Regions from separate parts of the Homo sapiens genome. Here regions 2, 3, 4, 5, 6 and 7 are each linked to region 1. A link is a loop called in an ENCODE intact Hi-C map of the cell type or tissue named here. Cell type or tissue: OCI-LY7. All regions are shown on one strand. Region 1 overlaps GNPTAB (N-acetylglucosamine-1-phosphate transferase subunits alpha and beta). Region 2 has its middle 7.0 kb from the start of ARL1. Region 3 overlaps LINC02456 (long intergenic non-protein coding RNA 2456). Region 4 has its middle 32 kb from the start of DRAM1-AS1. Region 5 holds the start of GNPTAB (N-acetylglucosamine-1-phosphate transferase subunits alpha and beta). Region 6 has its middle 15 kb from the start of SPIC. Region 7 overlaps DRAM1 (DNA damage regulated autophagy modulator 1).

What was found. Peaks named below come from ENCODE experiments on the same cell type or tissue, not always from the same donor. Only the 100,000 strongest peaks of a DNase experiment are listed, where the experiment ranks them.
Region 2: it touches region 1 in a loop (7-fold over the local background); 35 of 110 quality-filtered maps call a loop at or near these places.
Region 3: it touches region 1 in a loop (6-fold over the local background); 8 of 110 quality-filtered maps call a loop at or near these places.
Region 4: a loop joins it to region 1, with 8 times the contacts of the local background. A loop is called at or near these places in 9 of 110 quality-filtered maps.
Region 5: it touches region 1 in a loop (7-fold over the local background); 102 of 110 quality-filtered maps call a loop at or near these places.
Region 6: a loop joins it to region 1, with 9 times the contacts of the local background. A loop is called at or near these places in 10 of 110 quality-filtered maps.
Region 7: a loop joins it to region 1, with 5 times the contacts of the local background. A loop is called at or near these places in 12 of 110 quality-filtered maps.

What each region holds. Positions count from the first base shown.
Region 1 is chr12:101,771,335-101,775,334 of GRCh38, forward strand. The region is part of intron 7 of GNPTAB (N-acetylglucosamine-1-phosphate transferase subunits alpha and beta); the gene reads right to left. It also overlaps the pseudogene ST13P22. Among named protein-coding and RNA genes, the nearest start is that of SYCP3, 34 kb to the left of the region's middle. In OCI-LY7, CTCF peaks have their summits at 2,413 (motif pointing right) and 2,615; DNase peaks (open chromatin) are centred at 1,197 and 2,447; H3K4me3 peaks cover 2,051 bases; H3K27ac peaks cover 2,383 bases.
Region 2 is chr12:101,412,781-101,416,780 of GRCh38, forward strand. No RefSeq gene overlaps it. Among named protein-coding and RNA genes, the nearest start is that of ARL1, 7.0 kb to the left of the region's middle. In OCI-LY7, CTCF peaks have their summits at 1,952 (motif pointing right) and 2,172; a DNase peak (open chromatin) is centred at 1,941.
Region 3 is chr12:102,482,904-102,486,903 of GRCh38, forward strand. It overlaps LINC02456 (long intergenic non-protein coding RNA 2456), which reads left to right. Exons shown (of 13, transcript XR_007063427.1): 11 at 1-985. Among named protein-coding and RNA genes, the nearest start is that of IGF1, 4.3 kb to the left of the region's middle. RefSeq lists enhancers at 890-949, 1,482-1,541. In OCI-LY7, CTCF peaks have their summits at 1,805 (motif pointing left) and 2,004; a DNase peak (open chromatin) is centred at 1,738.
Region 4 is chr12:101,929,779-101,933,778 of GRCh38, forward strand. No RefSeq gene overlaps it. Among named protein-coding and RNA genes, the nearest start is that of DRAM1-AS1, 32 kb to the right of the region's middle. RefSeq lists a silencer at 614-663 and enhancers at 874-953, 1,773-1,892, 2,253-2,362. In OCI-LY7, no CTCF peak of the experiment used is centred here; DNase peaks (open chromatin) are centred at 2,133 and 2,703; H3K4me3 peaks cover 1,958 bases; H3K27ac peaks cover 2,218 bases.
Region 5 is chr12:101,829,114-101,833,113 of GRCh38, forward strand. GNPTAB (N-acetylglucosamine-1-phosphate transferase subunits alpha and beta) reads right to left here and starts at 1,846. Exons shown (of 21, transcript NM_024312.5): 1 at 1,446-1,846. The coding sequence starts at 1,562. RefSeq lists silencers at 978-1,272, 1,629-2,028. In OCI-LY7, a CTCF peak has its summit at 2,029; DNase peaks (open chromatin) are centred at 758, 1,018, 1,228 and 1,948; H3K4me3 peaks cover 2,334 bases; H3K27ac peaks cover 1,735 bases.
Region 6 is chr12:101,488,802-101,492,801 of GRCh38, forward strand. No RefSeq gene overlaps it. Among named protein-coding and RNA genes, the nearest start is that of SPIC, 15 kb to the left of the region's middle. In OCI-LY7, CTCF peaks have their summits at 1,669 and 1,880; a DNase peak (open chromatin) is centred at 1,670.
Region 7 is chr12:101,916,171-101,920,170 of GRCh38, forward strand. DRAM1 (DNA damage regulated autophagy modulator 1) reads left to right here. Exons shown (of 7, transcript NM_018370.3): 6 at 3,939-4,000. Among named protein-coding and RNA genes, the nearest start is that of DRAM1, 41 kb to the left of the region's middle. In OCI-LY7, a CTCF peak has its summit at 1,757; a DNase peak (open chromatin) is centred at 1,691.

The DNA of each region.
Region 1 (4,000 bases):
CCGGGTTCAAGCGATTCTCCTGCCTCAGCCTCCTGAGTAGCTGGGACTACAGGACTGCATCATCACGCCCGGCAAACTTTTGTACTTTTAGTAGAGACAGGGTTTCACCATGTTGGCCACGCTGGTCTCCAACTCCTGACCTCAGGTGATCCACCTGCCTTGGCCTCCCAAAGTGCTGGGATTACAGGCGTGAGCCACTGCAACTGGCCTGATCTTTAATCTTGAAATGGTAAGACAATATCAAAACACAACAAAAAGACCTACACAGACCAGATGCATTTCCCAAATGAATGTTAAAAAAATAGGCGTCTAAAAACAAGAAGGAATGGTAAAGGCAGTGGCAAACTGGACACCTCAGAGCCATCTGAGAGCTGCAACCACTCAATGGCACCAAGTGCTGCCAGATCTCCTGAGAGGCAAGAATCCCCAACTGTTGTATGAAATCTCCCCAATTTTTCAATGTTGGCTCAAATGATTTTTGACTTCTTTGCAAGTACACCTGCTGGCCAACAGTTCTGTGACTTTTCTTCTAGAATATTACCAATCTGCTTATATTGGGCAAAAAATCTGCAATGTAATTAACCTTGCTGGAATTGGTGACAAGTACATCTGCTAGTGGGGTGTCTGAACAGCTTTTGTGCCACGTGCCTGGGAGGAGCACCTTCGGCAGGACTGCCTGAAGTGCTTCCATGGGAAAACTACCTTTTGGGGCAAAGCTTTTGGGGCAATCATAAATCTAAGCGTGAACATCACAAACATCAAGTTCCACAAACAGGCTTTGCCACCCCTACGAAAGTCCACACCACTCTTTATCTGTTTTCTGTTCTGACTCTGTATCACACAACTTCCTATGAAGAGGCTTTCATCACTCAGGAAAAGGGGAGAGGCCTGAAAACCACAAATGTAGGACAGTAAAATCCTTCTGCTGAACTAGTGCTTCTAAAAGAGCTTACGGTCTTCTTTCTCAATCTATAAAACAAAGCAAACACAAATTTTATTATGAGCTTATTCTGAGCTCTTCTATTTGCTGCATGACTATTCTTAGCTCATTTTCTAAGCAGTTTCCTGAGCGTATGTAGTCCAGAACACCAGAGGTGAGAGTTAGAAATTTCATTTATATCTTTTCCCCTTATGATGTAGGCCATTAACTCTTCTCACAGATTAGGTGCAGGTGCATGTGTGAGCACCTGCAGATGCATGTAACTGTCTTCCTGACTCACCACTTTCACCTCTTTTACTTAGTGAGTGCCTGGCACATATTTAGTACTCACTAAGTTGGTTCTCACTGAGTCACCAACTTGCCTCAGCATATGTGCCGGGTGCTGGGAGGCAGGCCACACAGGGGGATTAGTAGTCTGCCTGGGTCCCTGTCTACCCTCTGGCCTTTCCTGTCCCTTTCCTCCCTCTCACAGCACCCCCAAAGCATTTCTGAGGGCTCCCTGGAGAGAAAAAGTCACTATTCTAGAACAATTTATTTACTTATTTTTATTTCTATTTTTTGAGACGGAGTCTGACTCTGTCGTGCAGGCTGGAGTGCAGTGATGTGATCTCGGCTCACTGCAACCTCCATCTCCCGGGTTCAAGTGATTCTCCTGCCTCAGACTCCCGAGTAGCTGGGATTACAGGCAAGCACCACCATGCCCAGCTAATATTTTTTGTATTTTTAGTAGAGGCAGGATTTCATCACATTGGCCAGGCTGGTCTCCTGACATACAATCTGCCCGCCTCGGCCTCCCAAAGTGCTGGGATTACAGGCGTAAGCCACCAGGCCTGACCTCCATCTCCCATTTCTTGAGGGGAATCAGTGTCTGGTTCAATCACAGCTTCGTTATCAATTTCTAGATCACTTTCCTCACTTGATAGTTCGTCTGTGCTTATGTTTTCCTCCACCTTCTTACTACCTGTTTTTAATTCCTTGATATTTTCTTCTGATTTATAATAGCTTTCTGAGTAGCACATGGTACTTCACCCCCCATGCTCTCCACCTGCTCCCTCAGAAAGCACATTTCCTTGGTATGCAGAATGCTCGGATCCTGCTTATACATTTTCACGAAGTCCCGAAGCTCGTTCACTTTGCGAAGGTCCAGGGTCGGAAGGCAGTGGGCGAAGCTGAGGGGCTGCAGGCCAGTTTCAGGCCCAGGCACTGGCTTGGCGTAACCTCGAAGAAGGGGTGTGTCTAGTTTAATTTCATAACTTGTGTTGGCTCTTTGTTTGATAAGAAGGTATATCACTAAAACTATTCTTTTTAGTGCCTAGGGTTGGTTTCTAATTATATATGCATAAAAGAGCAAGAAGAGGTTTGTCTATAGTAACTATACAATAATTCGGAAAGAGATGAAGATTAATGAGGTTAAGGTAATATTTATATGTATGAGAAAGATTTTCTGCCACTGTAAAAAGGGTGGGGAAGTACCCTCTGACAGCCACTAGGTGGCACCCCAATCCTGGACATCATCATTACTTTTGTCAGAAGAGAGAAGGTAGTGTGGGAAGAGCAGCTGTAGTTTGTGCCTAAGGCTGGAGTTTGTGGCTTGGGCAATTGTGGGCAACTGCCTCCATATATGGCATCTTATTTTAAATTTTAAATTTACATAAATTATAAGTTTCTGCAAAAGGGAACAACTTCTATACCCACTCCCTACAGACCCACAGTGAACAACACGTAGCATGACTAAGAAATAAAGCTTTGTTGTTTTTAGCCATTGAGATTCCAGAATGTTTGTTCTAGCAGCATCATCTAGAACAACATGACTGATACACCTGGTACTTGTAGGAGTATGAGGCAAGGGAAGACAGACAGAGGGAGAACTAAATGGTGGCTGAGGCCAGGGCCTGGGTAGGCTACAACGACTGAGCAACTGGTGGATCAATTTGAGTCAAGGAAAGACAATATAGATGATGGTCAGGAGAAGCAGTGTTGTAGAACCCAAGAAAAAAATGTTAATTCAGAAAAATATGTTAATTCTGGTATATTTCTAAAGACAACAAGCATCAAAATTAAGGGACAAGAAACAAAATTAAGTGGAATGTGTAATTAGTAGGTCAATGGAGACCAATTTCAATGGCATGACAGATATGGAAACCAGATTTCAAGTGCTTGATACTTCACAAACTTCTAGATATAATATGAACATATGTAAGTATATATTGGAAGCAAATCTAACATTTTACATTTTGTACAGTGTATCACATAGGACAGGGATGATAAAACAATCCCAGGAGTATTAAATTCAGTATAATTCAGTATAACTGACCAAGTCACAAGATATAAGAATTGAAAAAGCAGTGTAAATAATCTTCACTTTTAAATTCTATAAATGATTATCAAGGCAAGATTAGAGCATATTAATATAAAATACATAGAGCCACTTTAAGATATTGCTTATTATAAGTGAGAATATTCAACAGTTCGTTCTACTGTTCTCAGCATTGTAGCCTATATTTAAAAATTGGCTTTAAAAACAATAGTAGCCAACAAATACAGGTAAGTTTGAATGCATGTTTTTAAGTCAAGCAAAAATAATGAGTGCAAAAGAGAAGGTATCCTTTTGAGGCAGACAAAATAGTATTTTAAGATAAGCCTTAGTTAAAAATCATGATATCAAACTGGTCATTTTTCAATGCCAAAAAGAAAGGCTGCGTCAAGTTGTCTAAACAATCACATATCTGCAAATACTCCCGAAGGACAGAGACCTGGGATGCTGCTAAACATCCTACAATACATAGGACAGTCCCCCAAGGATAGCGGCAACAGGTCTAAACTGTGAATGGTGCAAAGGTGGAGAAAATTTGGTCTAGAAGAACATGCAAATCCAAAATAACAAGGCTTTCCTATTAGAAGTTATTTTCCCAACAACTTTAAAGTGCTTACAAATTCAGAAGGTGTAATCTACTTTCATTTTGGATTCATTTGATTTAAAATCATTAAAAATCTGTTAGGAAAAAAACCCCACGTCTGCTAAGACCAACTGAAAACCAAATTAGTGCCTTTAAGTGATTC
Region 2 (4,000 bases), 360 kb before region 1:
GCCCAAGGTAATTTATAGATTCAATGCCATCCCCATGAAGCTACCAATGACTTTCCTCACAGAATTGGAAAAAACTACTTTAAAGTTCATATGGAACCAAAAAAGAGCCCGCGTTGCCAAGTCAATCCTAAGCCAAAAGAACAAAGCTGGAGGCATCATGCTACCTGACTTCAACTATACTACAAGGCTACATTAACCAAAACAGCATGATACTGGTACCAAAACAGAGATATAGACCAATGATACAGAACAGAGCCCTCAGAAATAATACCACACATCTACAACCATCTGATCTTTGACAAACCTGAAAAAAACAAGAAATGGGTAAAGGATTCCCTATTTAATAAATGGTGCTGGGAAAACTAGCTAGCCATATGTAGAAAGCTGAAACTGGATCCCTTCCTTACACCTTATACAAAAATTAATTCAAAATGGATTAAAGACTTAAATGTTAGACCTAAAACCATAAAAGCCCTAGAAAAAAACCTAGGCAATACCATTCAGGACATAGGCATGGGCAAGGACTTCATGTCTAAAACACCAAAAGCAATGGCAACAAAAGCCAAAATTGACAAATGGGATCTAATTAAACTAAAGAGCTTCTGCACAGCAAAAGAAACTACCATCAGAGTGAACAGACAACCTACAGAATGGGAGAAAATTTTTGCAATCTACTCATCTGACAAAGGGCTAATATCCAGGATCTACAAAGAACTCAAACAAATTTACAAGAAAAAAACAAACAACCCCATCAAAAAGTGGGCAAAGGATATGAACAGACACTTCTCAAAAGAAGATATTTATGCAGCTAAAAGACACATGAAAAAATGCTCATCATCACTGGCCATCAGAGAAATGCAAATCAAAAGCACAATGATCTCACACCAGTTAGAATGGCAATCATTAAAAAGTCAGGAAACAACAGGTGCTGGAGAGGATGTGGAGAAATAGGAACAATTTTACACTGTTGGTGGGACTGTAAACTAGTACAACCATTGTGGAAGACAGTGTGGTGATTCCTCAAGGATCTAGAACTAGAAATACCGTTTGACCCAGCCATCCCATTACTGGGTATATACCCAAAGGATTATAAATCGTGCTGCTATAAAGACACATGCACACGTATGTTTATTGCAGCACTACTCACAATAGCAAAGACTTGGAACCAACCCAAATCTCCATCAATGATAGACTGGATTAAGAAAATGAGGCACATACACACCATGGAATACTATGCAACCATAAAAAAGGATGAGTTCATGTCCTTTGTAGGGACATGGATGCAGCTGGAAACCATCATTCTCAGCCAACTATCACAAGGACAATAAACCAAACACCACATGTTCTCACTCATAGGTGGGAATTGAACAATGAGAACACTTGGACACAGGAAGGGGAACATCACACGCCGAGACCTGTAGTGGGGTGAGGGGAGGGTGGAGGGATAGCATTAGGAGATATACCTAATGCAAATGACGAGTTAATGGGTGCAGCACACCAACATGGCACATGTATACATATGTAACAAACCTGCACCTTGTGCACATGTACCCTAGAACTTAAAGTATAATTTTAAAAAAAATTGCAACCTACCCTTAGCCTGATGTTTTAATACTTCTCACCAGATTATAATTTACTTGCTTATTATGCTGATTATTTATTGTCTTACATTCACTAGAATGTAAGATCTATGAATGCAAGTATTTTTGTCTATTTGTTCACTATTTTGTTCCTGTACATGGCCATTAAACAAATATTTAAATTACAAAATAAGTTTTTGAGGCCAAGGCCCTAAATATTAGTTTAGTTCTTAAGCATATATTCTGCAATATGATTAAACTTGTTTCCTAAGATAGTCGTAACTGAAGCACTTGTCCTAATTTGATACAAGAAGCCAAACCGTCATCTTCAAGGAAATTGTGATATTTGAAGAGAAGCCACCAGGTGGTGGTGTTGTTTCAGACTAATTCCTACTAGAATCAGGTCAATTGGTCAGTTTACTAAAAGCTGAGAGGGCAGTTTCATCCTTTTCAGATCTTATAGTCCAGGAATCACTAAATTTTAAAATGTGAATGTTTTAATGCAGTTCAAGCAAATAAAATAATTCAAAAACTCCTTTGACTATAAGTCACAATAAGATCAAATAAGCTCAGAATTTTAAAGCTAGAAAAATCCTCAATTTCAGCCACCTCAATTACACATAAAGAAGTAAAAACAAACTAGACAACAAAGCCAGGACAGCAAATTTGATAATTTAACTTGGCCTGGAATAACTAAATTATGATGTCTTTTGTAACTGAGCCATGATCTATACATTTCATAAATTTCTTTTCAAATACATACCTATGCCTCAAGTATTTGCTGTAGTTTCCAAAGAACTTAGCATTTATGTGTGTTCCATTGCCTATTGGAAGTTACATTCTGTTGTTCAGATTTTATTCTACAAAGAAGAAACCCATAATAAGTATAAATATATAAGTATAATATAGGCTTCATAAGGGCTTATAACTATGTATATTTATAATTGTATTTTAAATTTAGGAGCAATTTGAGATCATAAGTAGGTGTGTTGAGTTTCCCAAATTAGGATGTGTATAGTGTGTTTCAAACATGTTTCCTTTTAATGACATGTATTTTGCCAACAAAGCAGAATTTCTCTTTAGACTAAAGGTTGTTATTTTTTCAATTAAGATACAATTCGCATACCATAACTCACCATTTTTAAATGTACAATTCAGTGGTTTTTAGTAGATTCACAAGGTTTGCAACTGTCACCACTATCTAATACCAGAACATTTTCAGCACCCTGAATAGAAAGTCTATACCCATTAAGTAATAATTCTCTAGTCCTTGCCCCAAATTCCTGCCTCTGGTAACCTCTAATCTACTTTCTTTCTCTATGAATTTGCCTAATCTAGGTAGTTCATATAAGTAGGATCATACAGTATTTGTTCTTTTGTGTTTGGCTTATTTGGCATAATGTTTTCAAGGTTCATCCATATTGTAGCATGTATCAATATGTCATTCCTTTTTATGGCTGAATAATATTCTGTTATATGAACATACCACAATTTGTTTATCCATTCATAAGTTAGTGGACATTGGGTTGTTTTCACTTTTTGGCTATTTGAATAAAGATGCTATTAACATCTCTGCACAAGTTTTTGTGGGTACATATGTTTTCAGTTCTCTTGGGTATATACCTAGGAGTGGAATTGGTGGGTCATATGTATGTTTAACTTTTTGAAGAACTACCAAACTATTTCCCATGGTGGCTATGCCATTTTACATTCACACCAGCAATGCATCTGGGTTCTGTTTTTTCCACATTCTCACCATCACTTATTTTCCACTTTTTAAATTATAGCCATCCTAGCAGGTGGTTTGCATCGTGGTTTTGATTTGAATTTTGCTGATAAAAACTAATGATTTTGAAAATCTTTTCACATGTTTATTGGACATACATATATCTTCTTTGGAGAAATGTCTATTCACGTCTTTTGACCATCTTTTAGTTGGATTATTTTTCTATTGTTGAGTTGTAAAAGTTCTTTATATATTCTGTGTACTAGATCCTTATCAGATTTATGATTTACAAATATTTTCTCCCATTCTGTGAGTTTTTTCACTTTGTTGAGCATGCCCTTTGACACACAAACGTTTTTAATTTTTGTTTGTTTGTTTGAGATGCAGTCTTGCTCTGTCGCCCAGGCTGGAGTGCAGTGGCACAATCTCTGCTCACTGCAAGCTCCGCCTCCTGGGTTCATGCCATTCTCCTGCCTCAGCCTCCTGAGTAGCTGGGACTACAGGCGCCTGCCACCACGCCCAGCTAATTTTTTTATATTTTTAGTAGAGACAGGGTTTCACCGTGTTAGCCAGGATGGTCTCGATCTCCTGACCTCATGATCCACCTGTCTCGGCCTCCCAAAATGCTGGGATTACAGGCTCGAGCCACCGCGCCTGGCCAAAAGTTTTTAATTTTGTTGAAGTCCAGTGCTCT
Region 3 (4,000 bases), 710 kb after region 1:
ACAAGCATTTCATATGAAAGGCTGTTTTGGGGACAGATGCTGTACTCCAGCGATATTGACACACTGACTCACAGTCTCTCGGTTTTGTAACCCCAATTACCCTTAAAGGATAATTAGGTTTTAATTTATGTCCTAGTTTTTATGTCACAATCAAAGAAAACTGAAATTTCAGTGAGTCGTAATTGTCATCAGCTGTGCTTTGGAAACATTCCAATGAGAGCTATCAGTTTCCAATGGGGGAAGCAATTTCCTGAGGTGATTAATGTATATTTCAATTTGGAGAATGGTCTATATTTTTGGACAGGGTGAGCCAGCAATGGATCAGGGCAATAATTCCTAGAGAAAAGGTCATTTTCTTGGCTAATTCCAGGAGTCAATATGAAAATGAAAGAGCAATAAACATGCCACCAGATTACTTTTTAATGGCTAAGTGATGTACCTGTTTAGGAGTAAAAGAAATGAATGCACCTATTACTACAAATCCAAGGTAGTAGTAAATCTAAAGCCCAAGAGGAGTTCAGGTTATGAAGTCCCATTGGAGAGAAACATCTAGGGTCATTATAAAAGTATGGAATGATTATGTAGTCTCCTGCCTGCAAAAATCTGACAGTGAGATATGGCCACCAAAATAGCTAACCGCAAGGATGTGCTTATCATAAGAACATCCACTCCTGGAAATTCAGAGATTCACAGTTTCACCTTTTGCATGTGTAATGCCTGTGGGATATAAATAACTCTCCCCTAAAGCCTTCTTCTTGAGTAGCATATTTGCATAAAGCTACAGCCTCAGAAAACTTCTGACACCTTTCGCACACACACAGAAAAAATTGTTCATTTCCTTAAAGGGTGAGCTGGCTAAGGTACACAGAAAGCAGGGGTGGGGTGGGCAAGGAGGCCCTCCCTGTCTTCCCCCCAACTTTTTTTTTCTTCTCAAGCCATGTTCCCAGTCTTTCCTGTGTTAACTGGAGAGGCGTTCATCCAAAAGGTAATTTCATATCCATGTACAATAGGGCATATTTACAATTTATTTCATGAATGTCTTTGCTTACTCCCAAGGAAAGCTCAGAATGGACATTTGGAGGTAAGGGAATTTTGGAATCAAATAAAGGGTGAGGCTTAAGGTTCTAGGGCAACCACCAGGCAAAGAACTTGGGGGAAACTATTGGATGTTTCTTTTGGATCATGGTTTGTGAGGAGGGTTGGTCATGGGTTGCTCAAACTAATGTTGGAGGTCAAGAACTTGTCAATTCAGAATATAAAACTCAGAGGAAAGACAGGGCCTCAAAAACTCAACATGCTGCCGAGCAAGGGGCCTAATGTCAGCTCCAAAACATCTGCTCAGAAAGATTCCTGTGATTCCCCAGGAAGATTTGCTCAAAGGAGCTGCTCTAACTCCTTAAAGAAGTGTTTCGCCCACGACTAGGGAAAACAGAAATAGGGAGGAGAAATCCTCTCACTAAAGAAATCAATGCTTTCTTTTCAACATCAAACTTGGATCTTATTTCTTCTAAAATGTCAAAAGGGCAAATACTGGAAACAGAAACGAAACTGTTGTGGTTGTGTGAGCAAAGTAATTCTTCGTTATGGCAGAGGAGAAGTCACGGCATGGGGTAAGGATGGGTTGGTGGAGTGAGAGAACTTGAGGACTCGTCACGCTTGCCCCACGTTGCATAAAATGTGGGGAAAAGAGACACCAACGCCAAACTTCAGGGGCAGGACCCACATAAATGCTTTCTTGGGGAATAAAAAAATGTGCGCGCCCTCTAGTGGACTTCTGAGAAACTGCCACTGCACTCTTGACCGTGGATGCGTTCTGGCAGGAGTGGGTTTTTTTTTTGAAAGCTCTGGATTTAAATACATTTTAAGCTACACTTATCTTTAGTTTTATTAAGTCTTTTGAAATAAGTAAGATAGATGTTCAACTCACTGTAGTTTAAAAAGGGGAAGATTGATAAGGGGGAAAGAAAGATCATAAACTTCATCAGGGCATGGATGGATTCCTCATGGCCATATTCCCAGCACTTAACTCCGGGTGCATGAGCTCAAAACATTTTGTTGAATGAATGCAAGTCTGGAAAACAAATGATGATAAAGGTAAAATATAAAAATTGCACAAACTCTTTAAGAGTAAAATAACCAACCTCCTCATTTTATAAGAAAAATAAGACCAGGAAGAGGGGCTGTTGGAGGATAGAAAAATGACTTCTCGAGAAGCAAGACAAATTTAGGTGCTCACAAAATAGAATTCAAACCCAGTCTCCTTGTCTGTTCTGCAGTATTTCTATCATGTTAGTTTTCAAAATGTGGGTTATAACACCCCTGGTCAAAGACGTGGCGTTAAAGAATCACTTAAGTATAGAGATGATTCCATTTACAATTCCCTTTCTGATCCTGAATCTCCAAAGGAGAAAGTCTCAGTTTGGCGCTAGTCTGTCTTCAGTGCTTCCCTAGCACTCATTAGTCTCTCTTTATTTTATTTTTTAATTTAATTTTTAATTTTTGTGGGTATGTAGTAGGTATATATATTTATGGGACACGTGAGATATTTTGATACAGGCATGAAATGTGAAATAAACACATCATGGAGAATTGGGTATCCATCCCCTCAAACATTTATCCTTTGTGTTGCAAAAACCTCTCGTTTTAACAACCAAAAAGTGAATCTCAAGTCCAAAATCTTTCCAGACAGAAGTTCCTATTTTGTTTTTATGGAATTTGCTTTTAAGCAAAACTTCTATTTAAGGCAAATGATGCTATATTTAAAAAAGATATTTTAAAGTTTAGTTTTAAAATGTATGTATATAAGTCTTAAGAACATCAAGTCAAGAAAAACATATATATTTAAAGTAAGTAAATAATTTGACAGGTGGCCGACCGTTATGACACACAATTGTAGGTGGTGTTTGAAACCCTGATGTTTGGAAATCACTACAATAACATGTCATTGTGTTAGAAAAACAAATACATAGCCACAACATAAAGACAGGGAACAAAGACCCTCTACATAAAAAGATGCCACCATATAAATGCATTAATTACATTTCTAGATAATTTTGATCTCCATTAAGCTCACTCATTTTTCACTTCAGTCTTTCATAGAGACTGGAAATGTTGAAGAGGGGTTGGCAGACAGAAAAGCATCTGAGTTAGGCCTTGAAGCATGAATTCACCACCAAGATGGAAAAACAATGATAAAGGCTATTCCAGGCAGAGGGAACAGCATGAGCAAACTTACGTAGGCATGAGAAAGTTCACAGTGATGGGGGGATGTGGGAGATGAGGCTGTGGCTGTGAGCTCAGAGTCCTACCTGTGGAACCCTTTTACCTCCCACTCCCCGTCAGTAGCCTCCTTCACACAGTTGGATGACTTGAAAACAGTCTTAATTTCCTCATGTTCCCTTGTACACAAAGATTTGTGTGTAACTAAGTCTGTGATTAACTCTGGGAATGGCACAGTGCCTCAAGGTAAATATGTAATAGCAGACGTGGGTTACATCAGAGCCTAGGCCCACAAGAGGCAGGCCTGGGTAAGAACTGAGGTACCTATTGATCATCTATTCACCTTTCCAGATATTCCATTTGTAAAGCTTAATTGCAGTGTTTATACTTTGGGAGGTAGATTTTAATGATTACACTTGATAAAGATTTTTCACTGTAAGAGTTGAGGCAAGATCTTGTTTCTGGGGAGCAGTGAACTCTCTAGGAATGCAGGTTCATCAGAGCATCACATACTTCATGTGGGCTGATTAAGGAAGTTTTATTATGCTCCGTGAAAGCAGGGCATGGAGCCCCAGACTCAATCTTTTACCTCAAGGTGGCTAACTGGGGAAACTTCTCAGGGTGCTTCCTGTTGGGGTCCCCTTTATAAACAGAAGTTAGGACACTCAATTGCAGCGGGGATGCTGCATCCAGAAGAGCCCTTTGTAATGCTCTACCTGGGAAGCACATACCCTTCAAAATAGTATCTTGTCCTGTCTGGGTGCTGTGGCTCAAGCCTGTA
Region 4 (4,000 bases), 160 kb after region 1:
TATGGGGGAAACCGCCCTCATGATTCAATTATCTCCACCTGGGCCCCCCTTGACACGTGGGGATTATTACAATTCAAGATGAGATTTTAGGTGGGGACATAGCCAAGCCATATCAGTTCTCCTGCAACCACCACAGCCTGAGGAGGAGCACTGAAGAGGCCAAGGATTCCACTGCGCAGTGAGACAGGGTGCAGCAGGCTTTCAGTACGATTCAGGCTCTGGTGGCTGTGAGGTGTGGGTTCTTATGACTCTCAACTCCTGGTATCTTTTGCTTCTGGATGGTGCGGTAAGAGGGACTGGGGGTTGTCGTCCGTCTGTCTGGACTTCCCAAAGGAGAAGTCATGGTGAGGCCCAGGGAAAGGACCATCTAGGCTATCACAGGGCTGGGTAAAAGAAGTCCTCAGTGCTCACTTTTTAAAAAAGTTATTTTAATTTATTACTATTATCATTTTATTATTATGTTTGAACACTCTTGGTGACCATTATTATTACTTTACTGTGGTAAAATATAACATAAATTTTATCATCTTGGTGATTTTTTTTTTTTGAGACAGATCTCACTCTGCCACCCAGACTGGAGTGCAGTGGTGTGATCTTGGCTCACTGCAGCCTCAACCTCTGGGCTCAAGTGATCCTCCCACCTCAGCCTCCCAAGTAGCTGGGACTACAGGTGTGCACCACCGTGCTTGGCTAATTTTTGTATTTTTTGTAGCGATAGGGTCTCACTATGTTGCCTAGGCTGGCCTCAAACTCCTGGACTCAAGAGATCCTTTTGTCTGGGCCTCCCAAAGTGTTAGGATTATAGGCGTGAGCCACCACCACGCACGCCTGGCCGTCGTAGCCATTTTTAAGTGTGCAGTTCAGTGGTTTTGAATACATTCATAATGTTGTGCAACCATCACCACCATCCATCTCCAGAACCCTCTTCATCTTGTAAAACTGAAACTCTGTGCCCATTGAACAATAACTCCTGATTCCCTCTTGCCCCAGCCCCTGGCAACCATTATTCTACTTTCTGGCTCTATGATTTTGACTATTCTAGATACCTCATATAAGTGGAATCATACAGCATTTCTCTTTTTGTGACTGGCTTATTTCATTTAGCGTAATGTCTCAGCACCATCCATGTTGTAGCATGTGTTGGAATTTTTTCCATATTAAGGCTTAGTAAGATTCCATTGTACATTTATACCCACTTTGTTTACCAATCATCTGTTGATGGACACTTCAGTTGCTTCCACATTGTGAATAATGCTGCTACAAACATGTGTGTACAAATATTTCTTTGAGACCCTGCTTTAAATTCTTCTGGGTATATACCAAGAAGTGGGATTGCTGGATCATATGGAAATTCTATTTTTAATTTTTTGAGGAACCACCATACTGTTTTCCATAGCAGCTGTACCATTTTACAGTCCCACCAACAGTGCACAAGGATTCTAATTTCTTCACATCCTCGCCAACATTTGTTTTTTCCTATTTATTTATTTATTTGAGATTTGAGGGTCTTGGTATGTTACCCACGCTGGCCTCCAATTCCTTGGCTCAAGAGATCCTCATGCCTCAGCCTCTAAAGTAGCTGGGATTACAGGCACAAACCATAGCACCTGACATATTTTCCATTTTTTTGGTTAGTAGCCTTCCTAATGGGTGTGAGGTGATATCTCATAGTATTTTGGTTTGCATTTCCCTAAGAATTAATGATGTTGGTCATTTTTTCATGTGCTTATTGGTCACCTATATATCTTCTTTGGAGAAACATCTGTTCAGTTCGTTTTTGAATTGGGTTGTTTTCCTCAGTCCTCAGTCTTGTCACATGTATGGATGTGATATCAGATCAGCAGCATGTAAGTTAGTCTTCTTGGAGCTGAAGCAGCAGCAGGAAGTGGTGAGGACTCTGGCTCCTGGGTTCCAGCTCTCTTGCTCTCCCTTGCTCATCAGGCTAATATCAGCATGAGTGACAGGAAAGCCTGGAAGACTAACTTCACCTTCTTTAACAATCCTTTTACTCAGGGTCAGCCCAGAGTAGCAGGTTCTGGGTGCCACCTAAGACATCTGATTTAAGGTGAAGAGTGATGTATTTAGAATTGGCCAGTGCTTTGACAGCTGCAAACATAACCTTTAACACGCATATTAAAATGAATACTGAGCTTAGTTCAGTCTTTCATTTCCTTTTAATACTTGAAAAGCTACAGTTTTGTTTTAAAGTTCTCTTAAAAGGCTCTAGCAGGTGAATTTATTCTTCTGCTTGATTGCATTTGGACCCTTAAATAACAGCCACCTTGAAACTGAAACCGGGAAAACCCCAGGTCTCTGGCCAGAAGAAGCAAAGGTATGTTCTGAGATTTATTAAATAATTACCTACTTGTTGAAATGTTGTAGGCAGGAGAAAAAAGCTGAGATGTTGGCAAATATGAGTAGAGATTAGGAAGGATCTTGAGTCATGAGGCTTTTAAATGTGGTGGAACATTTTGGTGTTACTGACCTTTGACTCAGGACAGTTGAACCAAGCGATGTGGTCTTCAGACTCAACCTGGCCGTGGCTTGGTATATCTTTATATTGACTGTCTCAATGACCGCAGTCAACTGTGATCCAGTTGTTTGGAGCATTCACAGCAATGACTTGAAGGGAAGAGAATAAGGAGTGAGAAACAAAACTCGGAATTCGTTGGCCTTTGTGACAGCCCGTCTGCAGTTGGTCTGAATAGCACATAGGGAAGGTTTCCTAATGTAGTACATTGCTCTGAAACTAATTTGATTCAGAGCGCCAGGGAGGGAGGATGTTTTCACTTGGTGATACCTTCCATCAGTGTTCCAAACTTCAGCCATCTGTGCTTCTTTTGAAATTTCTTGTCATGCTGTGTACCAAAATTTACTTAATACTTTGCAATGGCTCCTTAACTTAAATATTTTTATTTTAAAGAGAAACTTCTCCTACTGCTTTGTCTCCTGGATTGCCTAGGTTGGTCAATGATATTACCATCTGTTGGGTCACCCAGGGCAGAAACATGAGCATTATCCTAGACATCTCACTTTGCTCAAAGCCCACACCCCATGTTCTATTAACATTGTCTCCTGGCCGGGTGTGGTGGCTCACACTTGTAATCCCAGCACTTTTGGAGGCCCACTCCGGTGGATCATTTGAGGTCAGGAGTTCAAGACCAGCCTGGCCAACATAGTGAAACCCTGTCTCTACTAAAAATACAAAAATTAGCCGTCGTGGTGGCACACACCTCTAATCCCAACTACTCGGGAGGCTGAGGCAGGAAAATCACTTGAACCCTGGAGGCGGAGGTTGCATTGAGCGGAGATTGCACCACTGCACTCCAGCCTGGGCGACAGAGTGAGGGAGACTCCGTCTCAAAGAAAAAAAAGAAAAGGCTCCTATGTACAGTATGAATAGATAATTATCATCCAAATTAGGGCATTTTGGGGGGCAAATGGGACACTACTAATAATCATACCCAGGGTAAACTGTCTGAAGCAAATGGGGATGTATGGTCAACCCGTCCATATGGTCTTGAATCCTCTTCCCATTACATTCTCCCTGCTATTACTGCCTTAGTTCAGGCCTTCAAAATTATTTGCTTAGACTAGTGTAGTAGCTTGCTACGGTTTCCTTGACTTCAATCTTGGTCCTTTCCAACGTATCTTACACACTGCACATAAACATTTGATCTATCACCCTTTTCAGACCTTTCAGTATCTGCCTGTAATGTCATGATACATTTCAAATTTCTTAGTGTGGCTTATGAGGTTCCTCACAGATCTGGTTCCTTCTAGCCTTCCAGGCTGTTTGCTCGTTTATCTATTGCTCTATTCACATTTATTGTCACTGTGGGTAGTACAATGTTAGGCTCCAGGAATATAATAATAAGATGAGTTTTTGCCCTCAAGATATTTATAGTGCAGTAGAGAAACAGTCAAGGGGATGCTGTAGCAATATGTACCATGGCAAAGCACCACAACCTATGGCTTCACTATTCAGGGTGTTGTTCAG
Region 5 (4,000 bases), 58 kb after region 1:
TTCAGGACTGCAACAAAATGTCTCTCTTTTGGTAAACAGCCAAGCATGGAATGAAAGCAAAAAGAAAAGGATATAAAATGAAAAATTCGGGCCAGGTGCGGTGGCTTACACCTGTAATCCCAACACTTTGGGAGGCCAAGGCAGGCAGATCACTTGAGGTCAGAAGTTTGAGACCAGCCTGGCCAACATAGTGAAACTCCATCTCTACTAAAAATACAAAAATTAGCTGTGCATGGTGGTACGCGCCTGTAGTCCCAGCTACTCAGGAGGCTGAGGTAGGAGAATTTCTTGAACCTGAGAGGTAGAGGTTGCAATGAGCCGAGATGGAGCCACTGCATTCCAGCCTGGGCAACAGAGCAAGACTCTGTCTCAAAAAAATAAAATAAAATGAAGAATTCTAACACCTGATGCCTTTAAGTCATCTTCACACTGCATGGGACTTAATAAACAGTTAACTCAAAATTAATCAAGGCCAAAAAAATCACACAAAAGCAATAAGGCACCTAACTACACACAGATACATTAAGTTGCAACACATGAAACAAAGACGAGCAAGTACTATAATATTAAGTACATATTTCACACTTACAAATCTGGAGCTTTCTCACCCTTATGGTAAGACATTTTTTCCCAGCCTCTAGAACCAAGAACTACTAAAAAAGTACATGCTCAGAATTCATGCCATATAATTTAGCCATTAAACAAACACTTGCACTGCATTCTCTGGCAGTACCTGGCACTGTGCTTGGGCCAGGGTTACAGTATTTACAGACAGCACCTTCTCTTACGGAGCTTACAATCCAGCATGGGTAAAGACTTCAAGCAAATGTATACTGTGGCATTTCTAAAAACTACTCTGTTAAATTTTAAAACCTTTTGTAACCTCCTACCAAAAAAAAAAAAAAAAAAGAAAAAGAAAAAAACTAAAACTAAGGAACAGATTTCAAACCACTTAAAAATACAGCTTTCCTCCCCGTTGCTAAAAGTGGCTTTCTTGGGCCAGGTGCGGTAGCTCATGCCTGTAACCCCAGCACTTTAGAAAGCCAAGAAGGGAGGATCACTTGAGCCCAGGACTTCCAGACCAACCTGGGCAACATAGGGAGACCTCCGTCTCTATTTTTAAAAAACGGTGGGCGAGGGAGCAATATCTAAAATCACATACATGCCTTTTTCCAGTTCTGACTTGCTCATAGTCTCTGCACACGTTTATGATAAAGAATACTGTATTTGGCCGGGAGCGGTGGCTCACGCCTGTAATCCCAGCACTCGGGGACGCCGAGACAGGGCGATCGCCTGAGCTCAGGAGTTCGAGACCAGCCTGGGCAACATGGCAAAACCCCGTCTCTAATAATGAAAAAATACATACTGTATCGGGGCATCGCGGGGCACGGCGAGGGCAGTGCAGGGTCGAGGCGCCCGGTCCAGGCTGCGGCGCCGCTACTCACCTCTCCGAACTGGAAGGCGGAGACGATGGTGACAACGACGCCCAAGAAGCACACGTAGAGCCCATACCTGTGGGACAGGCAGGTATAGGTCTGTCTCTGCAGGAGCTTGAACAGCATCACCCCTTCACCGCCACGCCACGCCCCGAGGAGCCTGAGCCGCCGCCGCCGCCGCCGCCGCCTCAGCGAGCCGCCATTCAGGGGCCCCGGTCGGGCCGCCGCGCGCAGGTCACAGCCTCCGGGCGCCGCTCATTGCAGCTCCGGCGACGGACGCCCGCTCGGCTCCGCGCCGCGGCCGCCGCTTCCGGGAGCCGGGAGCCCACGCCCTCGGCGCGGCGGAGGCGGACCTGCGGCCGGCGAGGCGGCCGGCGCCGCCCGGGTCTGGCCGGGCGAGAGGCGGCTGCGGCGGCGGCGGGGTCTCCAGCGCCACCTGGAGGACGGAGGGGCATAGGGAAGGTGCGCGCCCTCCCCACCTGCGCTTGCGCAGCGGGCCCTGAGGGCTGGGCTGGGAGGGGCGGAGCTGAGCTGGGATCCACTTACCCGGTTGGGCAGGCGACCAAGAGAAAACTGCCCCCTGCGTCGAGACTGTGCCATAGACGGTACTATAATGCCATGAATATTTTTGTGCATAAAACCTTCTCTGCACTTAGCATTCTCTGCAGAGTGCTAAAAGGAGATGCTGTATGTGGCTCCTTTCCTCCAACCCCCAACTATATTGTTTGAAAGAGGAAACCTTTGGGTTAAATCTGCCAAAACCGAATTTCGTTCATTCATTTAGTCGTTAAATATGTAATTTGTGCCTGTTAGGTGGCATAGTGCTTGGTGTCAGGTATTCAAAAATGAACTAGACCTGGCTACTGTTCTCAGAGAGTCTAGTGGGGGAGATAAACATGTAAACCACTAAATACAAGAGTTGTTATGATAGAAATCATGCGATGAACTGGAGGGGAACCAGCTCAGGGGTGGCCAGGTAATCCGACTTTGACAGCAGGTTTTTCCCACGAGATCCTTTCCTTGGTGCCTCTGATTTACGAAAGGGAGATCTTTTTCTTAATCCCAATGCACCCTAGTCAATAAGATTTTTTTCCTAGTCACCCTGGGAAACAATACACTTATCTAATGTTGCCATCATTCAAAGCATTTTTAAAAATATCTTGGGAACCAGCTTCAGGAAATACTCAAATTCGCACCCTCAGTTTGATGGTCAGGTGGAATTAACAGACTTGCAAAAGGGGTTAGCTTCACTCCAATCCAAGGCAAGATTTTTTACACTTTGCAGTCACTTCTTTTAATCCTTCTTTTAAAAAAGATGATTGATATATGCTATATGTACATGGCAAAAGATTATTGCAGTTGTACAAGACACATATAGTTCTGAGGTCTTTTCAAGCATGATAACAGATCTGAGGACTTAATCAGAAGGGGTAAAAAAGCATGGTAACAGATATAAAAACATCTGCCACTCAACAGGACTCTCAGGATAATGGCCAACATTTATGTAGCATCTGCCATGTGCCCAGCTCATCTAATCCTCACAATAATCTTATAATGGAGATACCATTATTATCCCCATTCTACAGATCAAGAAACTGTGATGAAAAAAAGTAACTATCTAACATCACACAAATAGTAAATGACAGAATTGAGATTTGAACCAGGTACTTAGGCTGTAGAACAGGGCCAAGATTAGGGGAAGGTACTGTGAAATGAGTCATGCAAGTTTGGAGTGAGATTCTGTCTTTGTTTATAGTTTTGATATCGGGGCTGGGTGTGGTGGCTCATGCATGTAATCCCAATACTTTGGGAGGTCAATGTGGGAGGATAGCTTGAGCCCAGGAGTCTGGGAGCCCAGAAGTTTGAGACCAGCCTGGGTAACAGACCCTGTTCCTATTAAAATAAAAAAAAAATTTAAAACGTAAAATAAAACATAAAGTTTGGGTGTTTTGCTTTTCATGGATATTCTTCAGTAATGTTTTTTGTTTTTTTTGTTTTTTGGGTTTTTTTTTTTTTTTTGAGACAGAGTCTTGCTCTGTTGCCCAGGCTGGGTTGCAGTGGCGTGATCTCAGCTCACTGCAACATCCGCCTCCTGGCTTCAAGCAATTCTCCTGACTCAGCCTCCTGAGTAGCTGGGATTACAGGCACATGCCACCACCCCCGGCTAATTTTTGCATTTTTAGTAGAGATGGGGTTTCAGCATCTTGGTCAGGCTGGTCTTGAACTCCTGACCTCAAGTGATTCACCTGCCTTGACCTCCCAAAGTGCTAGGATTACAAGCATGAGCCACTGCGCCCAACCATTAATTTTGATTTTTTAAAAATATTGCATTAGGCTGGGCACGGTGGCTCACGCCTATAATCCCAGCACTTTGGGAGGCTGAGGCGAGTGGATCACCTGAGGTCAGGAGTCTGAGACCAGCCTGACCAACATGGAGAAACCCCATCTCTACTAAAAATACAAAATTAGCAGGGCATGGTGGCACATGCCTGTAATCCCAGCTACTCAGGAAGCTGAGGCAGGAGAATCACTTGAACCCGGGAGGCAGAGGTTGCGGTCAGCCG
Region 6 (4,000 bases), 280 kb before region 1:
TGATACCATTTGTCTATATTTAATTTTGTTGTCCATGCTTTCGGGATCAAATCCAAAATATCACTACCCACACCAATGTCTTATATGTTTCCCCTATGTTTTCTTTCTTTCTTTTCTTTCTTTCTCTCTCTCTCTTTCTTTCTTTCTTCTTGTAATCATTAGAGAAATGCAAATTAAAACCACAATAAGATATAATCTCTCACCTGTCACAACGTCTTAAAATGTTTATTATTATGTTTTTAATCATCCTGTACTTTATTTCAAAACAATGTTTTCAAATGAAGACACAAAAGATAAGTGTTGGTAAGGATGTAGAGCAAAGGAAACACTTGTACACTGTTGGTGGAAATGTAAATTGGTGTAGCCATTATGGAAAATGGTATGGAAATTCCACCCCCCCCCGAAAAAAAACTAAAAATAGAATTATATGATCTAGAAATCCCACTTCAGTGTATTAATGCAAAAGACTCGAAATCAGTTTGTGGAAGGGATATCTGCATTCCTATGTTCATTGCAACACTACGCACAATAGCCAAGTTAGGGAATCAATCTCTGTCTATCAACAGATGAATGGATTAAAAAAATGTATTGCATATACATGATGGAATACTATTCAGCCTTTAAAAAGAAGGACATTCTGGCCAGGTGCAATGGCTCACACCTGTAATTCCAACACTTTAGGAGATCAAGGCAGGCAGATCACTTGAAGTCAGGAGTTTGAAACCAGCCTGGCCAACATGGTGAAACCCCATCTCTACTAAAAATACAACAATTAGCTGGGTGTGATGATGCATGCCTGTAATCTCAGCTACTTGGGAGGCTGAGGCAGGAGAATGGCTTGAACCTTGGAGGCAGAGGTTTCAGTGAGCTGAGATGGCACTACTGCACTCCAGCCTGGGCGACAGAGTGAGACTCCATCTCAAAAAAAAAAAGGAAGGAAATCCTGAAATTTGTGACAACATTGATGAAATTGGAGAACATTATGCTAAGTGAAATAAGTCAGGGCTAGAAAGACAAATACCACATGTTCTCATTTATATGTGGAGTTAAAACAATGAACTTATAGAAGTGGAGAGTAGAATTGTGGTGACAGAAGCTGGAGGAGGGGGAGATGGGGAGGTGATGAGCAAAGGGTATACAATTTCAAACAGGGAGAATATGTTTTCTCTTTTTGTGCATTCTATTGCACAGCATGGTGAATATAGTTAATAGTAGAGTGCTGTACATTTCAAATTGCTAAGTAAACTTCAAATGTTCTTACCTCAAAGAAAGTTAAGTATTTGAGGTGATGGGTATGTTAACTAGCTTGACTGAATTATTTCATATGGCGTTCACAAATCATAACATCATTTTGTACCCCATAAATTTTTTCCCCACACAACTCTCTCTTTACAGAACCCATAAATCTATACAATTATAAATAGTCAATTTACAATAAAAAAGAAAAAAACTTTAGTGGGTATCTTGAGTCTGTATTTTCTCTGCACTTCCACTCATGATCTGTAACCATGTGGCATTCAACAGATGACAGCCTAAGGAAAATGCCACTTTCCTTAATGATAATAAAAATCTAAAGCTTACACCTCCTACAAATCCCCTTCGTGGTTGACGTTTTTCTTAGGTAGATCCAGGTGCTAATATTTCTTGCTATCCTGCCACGAAGCCATAGGGAGGTGCTGTTGCCCTGGTATCTATCTGGCACATGGTCTCTTCCCTTGAACTAGCCCAGTGGAGACAGGCTAGAACAGTTAGAGAAGGAAAATAAAAAGACTTTATAAAGGCTAGATACCAGCAAATAGTAAACTGAGGAAGGGACCAGGATATAAGCAGTCTAGCTTGAAAGCTATGGCTTATTCTCCACATTTCACAAAGAACCCTGGAAATAAATGCTTTCTTTCTTCATGCTTGGCAGGTGACTGCATATGTCATTTGTATTACCACAAGGCAGGAAAACTTTCCAGACTACATGGGCCATCTTCAGTCCAGGCCAAGAGCTCCCTGGGCCTGATCTCTGGGAGCTGTAGAATGTCCAGTGTCCTCTTTTCCTTCATGTCCCTCTCTTGTGTGCCCTACCTTCCCCAGGGACTCTGAGGAAAAGACATGATCAATCCAGAGTGACTGAGGGAAGGTGGACTTGATATTGGCCGTCTCCAAGTGTAGTCTATTTCAATCCATGCTCATCTCAAAGCAGGACTGAGATTTACACCCATGCCCCCACAAAGAAAATGCCTTATAAAGCATTAGTAAGAAACATAAATTTTGGCTGGGTGTGATGGCTCACACCCATAATCATAGCACTTTGGGAGGCCAAGGCAGGAGGATCACTTGAGACCAAGAGTTTGAGACCAGCCCAGACAACATAGTGAGACCCCATCTCTATTTAAAATAGCAACAACAGTGAAGTTAAAAAGAAACATAAGTTTTACCAAAGATTGAAAGGGGAAATGACCCCTGGACAATGGGAACTTGAAAAAAAATAATAAAAAAAAGAAAGGAGAAAGGGTAAAAAGGGTGTATCACACAAATCATTCAGCCAACAACTTAATACAATTCCATCAACATTTAGTTCTCCCCATAGTTCCTCCTATAACCAATGCCAGCTTGAGGGGTTCATCTTGACAATTCTTCCCCAAAGCTCCCAGTCAGTTCTAACTCTCTTCCCTAGATTATACAGAGTTGCTTTCTCTCAGGCAGAAGCCTGGGCTCTGCCTTCAGTGCAAAAAGCGCTGACCAAAGCCCATTTCTGTAAGCAGGTTCCTCCTTATAAAGACATGCTCATACCAGTGCTCAGAGATTAAAACCCTCTTCCTCTATTATGAAAAATGATGTCCTATTACAAACAGGGTCATTCTTCCCTGCCATGGCATGTGCACCCACCTGCTAAGGACAAGGAAGGAAGACTTCCTAGTTTTATTCATGGCCCCTCAATCTCTAGTGTATGGCACTCCATCCTCCATTTTGTCACTTTCATCTGGTTGAATGGCTCAGTTAAACTCTTCTCCACTGAGCTGGAGGTCTGAGAAGCAAACTTGACCTACTCACTGTGCATCCCGTGGGCAGCTTCCCATTACTAGTTTTCTTGGCCCAGGTATTATGCATTAAACTTCTGCTTCCATGTGCTTCCTGTCAGTGCTTCCTTTATTTTATTATTTTTGTAGACCTGATTTTATTTATTTTTTAAGAGCTTTATTGAAGTATAATTGATATACAATAAAAACTGCACATTTAGTGTATCCAATTTCATAAGTTTGATATATGTGTACACCCATGATACCATCACCACTATCAAGGAAATAAACATATCCACCACCTCCAAAAGTTTCCCTGTGTCCCTTTGTGTGTGGAGGGTGGGTCAGGGAAGGTAGGTAGGTCAGGGGTGTCCCAGTAATAAGAAATCTTTTTTTTTTTTTTTTTTTTTTTGAGACAGTCTCACTCTGTTGCCCAGGCTAGGGTGCAATGCGTGATCTTGACTGACTGCAACCTCTGCCTCCTGGATTCAAGTGATTCTCCTGCCTCAGCCTACTGAGTAGTTGGGATTACAGGCGCCCACCATCATGGCCAGCTAATTTTTGTATTTTTAGTAAAGATGAGGTTTTGCCATGTTGGTCAGGCTGGTCTCGAACTCCTGACCTCAGGTGATACGCCTGCCTTGGCCTCCCAAAGTGCTGAGATTACAGGCATGAGCCACCATGCCCGGCCTAGAAAGAACTCTTAACATGAGATCTACCCTCTTAACAGATTTTTAGGAATACAATACCATATTGTGAACTACAGGCACTATATTAGTCTCATGCTGCTAATAAAGACATACTCGAGACTGGGTAGTTTATAAAGGAAAGAGGTTTAATTGACTCACAGTTCCACATGGCTGGGGAGGCTTCACAATCATGGCGGAAGTCATGTCTTACATGGCGGCAGAAAAGAGAGTGTGCAAGGGAACTCCCTTTTTTAAAACCACCAGATCTCGTGAGACTGATTCACTACCATGAGAACAGTATGG
Region 7 (4,000 bases), 140 kb after region 1:
TGGTTAGAGTTGATGATTCTGAGGATATGATGAGATATCGAGGTTAGAAACATGGGCCTAGGCCAGGTGCTGTGGTTCATGCCTGTAATCCCAGCACTTTGGGAGGCTGAGGCAGGAGGATTGCTTGAGTCCAGGAGATGAAGACCAGTCAGGGTAACACAGTAAGATCCTGCCTCTACAAAAATTAGCCAGACGTTGTGGCATGCGCCTGTAGTCCCAGCTACTTGGGAAGCTGAGGTGGAAGGATCACTTGCACTCCGGTGGGCCTAGACTTCTGGTGGGACTGGGAGTCGTCAGAGTGTAGGGTAGAGTTGTTAGAGTATGGGGTAGACCAGGACATTTTGGACCAAGCATCAGAACACATGGAACCAAATGTTTGACATTGAGATCAACCCATCCTGTTAGATACCTGTAGTAGTGGTTCATCTAGACGCCTTATAGGAGAATCAAGGATGCCCCAGGAAAGAAGAGAGTTAGTGAGAGACAGAGGATTCTTTCCCCCAAGGATCAGGTGGAAGAATACCTCCAGCAAAGGAGAAGTAAAGGGATCATGGACCAGAGAGAAGAACTAGACTTGTGCTGTATGGTAGACCTCATTGATGAGTCCCTACCACATGCAAGACTGTGAAAGATTATAGAGGGCAGGGTGGCCATGGGATAGAGGATCCTGAGGGATTTTATAGTTCAGAGGGGCAAACAGCCAGTTGTCAATGGCTAAATGTAATACTTTGAAGAATAAAAAAATGCTGAACTGGACTTCAGACAACACATTGTGGAAATGCAGAAGCAATAGCAATTAATCCTAACGATGGAATGAGAGGAGATACGATCCCAGAGACTAAAGGACATTTTTCAAAGGCAAGGGAAATGGCTAACTATGGCATATGCAGCTGAATAGCCTTTAGGAATGAAGTCCCTCAATTTGGGCAATAAGGGAGTCAGTGATGTTTGTCAAAAAGTAGTTTCAGTAAAACGCCGAGGTTAGAAGCCAATGGCAAGAAGTTAAATAGTGAGAGGGATGGTTCTTTCATTCAGCTATCAACCAAATGTTTATTGAGTCCTGTTCTGGACTGGAGGTAAGAGGTAAAGGAGGAACACCAGGGTGGCTAGAGGAGACAGCAGGATTTCCCAATATGGAGAACTCTGGCAGGTAATGGAAGCCTGCCAAGACAAGAGAGAGACAGAAGATGGTGAGGAAGAGAATGATCCAGACAGGAGATCAAAAAGTGCTTCTTGGCCGGGTGCGGTGGCTCAGGCCTGTAATTCCAACACTTTGGGAGGCCAAGGCGGGTGGATCACTTGAGGCTAGAGTTCAAAACTAGCCTGGCCAATATGGCGAAACCCTGTCTGTACTAAAAAAAAAAAAAATTTTTGGTGTAGTGGCACACACCTGTAGTCCCAGCTACTTGGGAGGCTGAGGCAGGAGAATTGCTTGTACCCAGGAGTTGGAGAGCTGGAGGCTGCAATGAGCCGAGATCATGCCAATGCACTCCAGCCTGTGCAACAAGAGTGAGACTCCATCTCAAAAAAAAAAAAAAAAGCCTTCTTTAAAATCTAACCTTAAAATGGTCAAATTCGTCAATAGGTTAGACCTAGGCAAAAGGCAGGTTTTTTTCTTTCTTATATATGGGGAATTAGCCCCATCATGCGAAGGGGGTTCAGTTCCTCTTTCCGTTGGAGAGAACCTCTTTCTGAAAGTGAGACCGCATAGCGGAGCAGTTCAGGTGTACTTTACTTTTCAGCCACTCGGGGGAGACCTTCTATCACAAACCCGCTGCTGGGAAGGGCTTATCGAAGTATATTCCCAGGCAGTTAAAAATCTGTTATATTCCACTTTCTATCTTAAAAATGTGAAAAGCACATGGTTTTCTATTCACTCCATAAATGACTGCGCCACTCTTGCATTTCCTTCTGTTCCTAATATCAAAGGATGTAAAAAAATTTCCCTTTACATTAATTCACTGAATAATCATTTAGGTACTGCCTCAAACTTCTGTGTAGTGCTTTACAGCTTTCACAGCACATTTATATGCAGTGACTTACTTGGTAGGGGGAGGTGAGAATTATAATGTCACTGTCTCATTTCACATAGCAAGGATATTAGGGCTTTGCCTGCATTCAGGACTCTTGGTTCCATGTACTTTCACTAATATCATGCTTAAGAAATTCCCCCCAAAGTTCTGCCTTTATTTTTAGAAGCCATCTTCCTTGTTCAGGGATGATACGGGATGTGGCAGGTCCCCTGGTACTGGTACCAGAAGGAGGAAGCCTCTGTTCTGTATCTCCTACTGTAGGCTGGTCAGGTCCTCCTCGGTGTGACCTAGCATGAAAACAGTGGGTGAGTGTGACCATGACAAGGAGAGTGAAGAGTGACGCTCGGAGGGCTTGGTGTGCCTCCACTCGATCTGTCTGGATGAAAACAGGATCAAAGAAAACAACTGTCACCATGGAGCTGCCCTGTGATCCAGCACATTTACTTACCCTTGTAGCCTACAGCAGTTTGGGGTAGAAGAGCAGTGGGCTCAGCCCTCAACAGCACATGCCAAGGGCAGAGCAGCCCATGTATGCAGCTTCAGAAGGCATGGGGGTGTAGGGAGTTAGGGGTAGTTGCTCATTTCAGCAGAGCAGAAAGTGACGTAGGAAATCAGAGGGGGCACACTGACAGTCCCCAGGCCTCATTTGGCATGTGAGCTAACATCAGAATGCAGACATGCATATTTGACTCAGAGTTTTATTTATTTTTATTTTATTATTATTATTATTATTTTTGAGACAGAGTCTTGCTCTGTCACCCAGGTTGGAGTAGAGTGACGCAATCATGGTTCACTGCAACCTCTATCCCCCAGGCTCAAGTGATCCTCCCAGTTCAGCCTCCCAAGTAGCTGGGACTGCAGGCGCAGGCCACCCCACCCAGCTAATTTTTTTTTGTCTCGTTATGTTGCCCAGGCTGGTCTCAAACTCCTGGGCTCAAGTGATCCTCCTGCCTCAGCCTTCCAAAGTGCTGAGATTACAGGTGTGAGCCATTGCAACAGAGTTTTAAAATTAGTTTCCAGCACTGAAAAATCAGGAGATATCACACACAGACACATCCACAGACACACAGACACACACACGCACACACACACACACACACACGGTTTTGTTTTTTTAAACCCCTTTGAAAGCAACACTAGTGTATTATTTTCCCATGGAATTGAGCTGATGAGGCGTGGGCTCCCTAACTTCCCTCTCTTTTCACAACCATCAGTTTTATTTATTATTGTTAATTTTCTGGCCTCCATAGGCAACTGAGTTTGGAACATCTGATTGAAGCCATTCTCCTTGGCTTCCATTCTCCCATTCTTGCCTCCAAGAAGATATACAGTTAACATGTGGATGTCCATTATTAGCATTTTCTTTGTAGCTGTATTTACCTTGGGATGTTAAGCAGAACTATTTCCTGAATGATCATTTCTATATAAACAGGGAAACACGAAACCTAGGGGACTAGTTGGCCAAGTTCATCTAGATGTGTACACACTTTCTTTGGAACAACTGCGAGAGTGCTTGTTAAGCATAGCCTTACACTTAGGGATTCTCAGCAGAGCGAGACCAAGTCATGCCTTGTATGGAAATTTCTTTCTTCTGTTGAGTCCAAATTTGCTTCCCAGTCTCAGCCATTTTGCAGTCCTTAGTCTACCTTTTGAAGTGACAAACTAAATCTTAAAACAAGAGTTTGTGCGAGCCAGAAAGAACTTTGGAATACCTGCCTTCGCATTCTCAGTGGGCAGGTGCCCTGACACTTAGTAACGTGGTTGTGCTTACCGTATATCCTCAAAGTTCTGACTTATGCTCACTGGACAGCTTTTTCCTTTGGTTGAAACTCCTCATTGTATTTCAGTATGTACATTAAAGTGAGTCTTTTTCGGCTAAATTCTGTTTCTTTATTATTGCATTAGGATTATGTATATCACGTAGTGAGTGCGATCTGTGAATGGACAGTGGCCTTTGGTTTTATTTT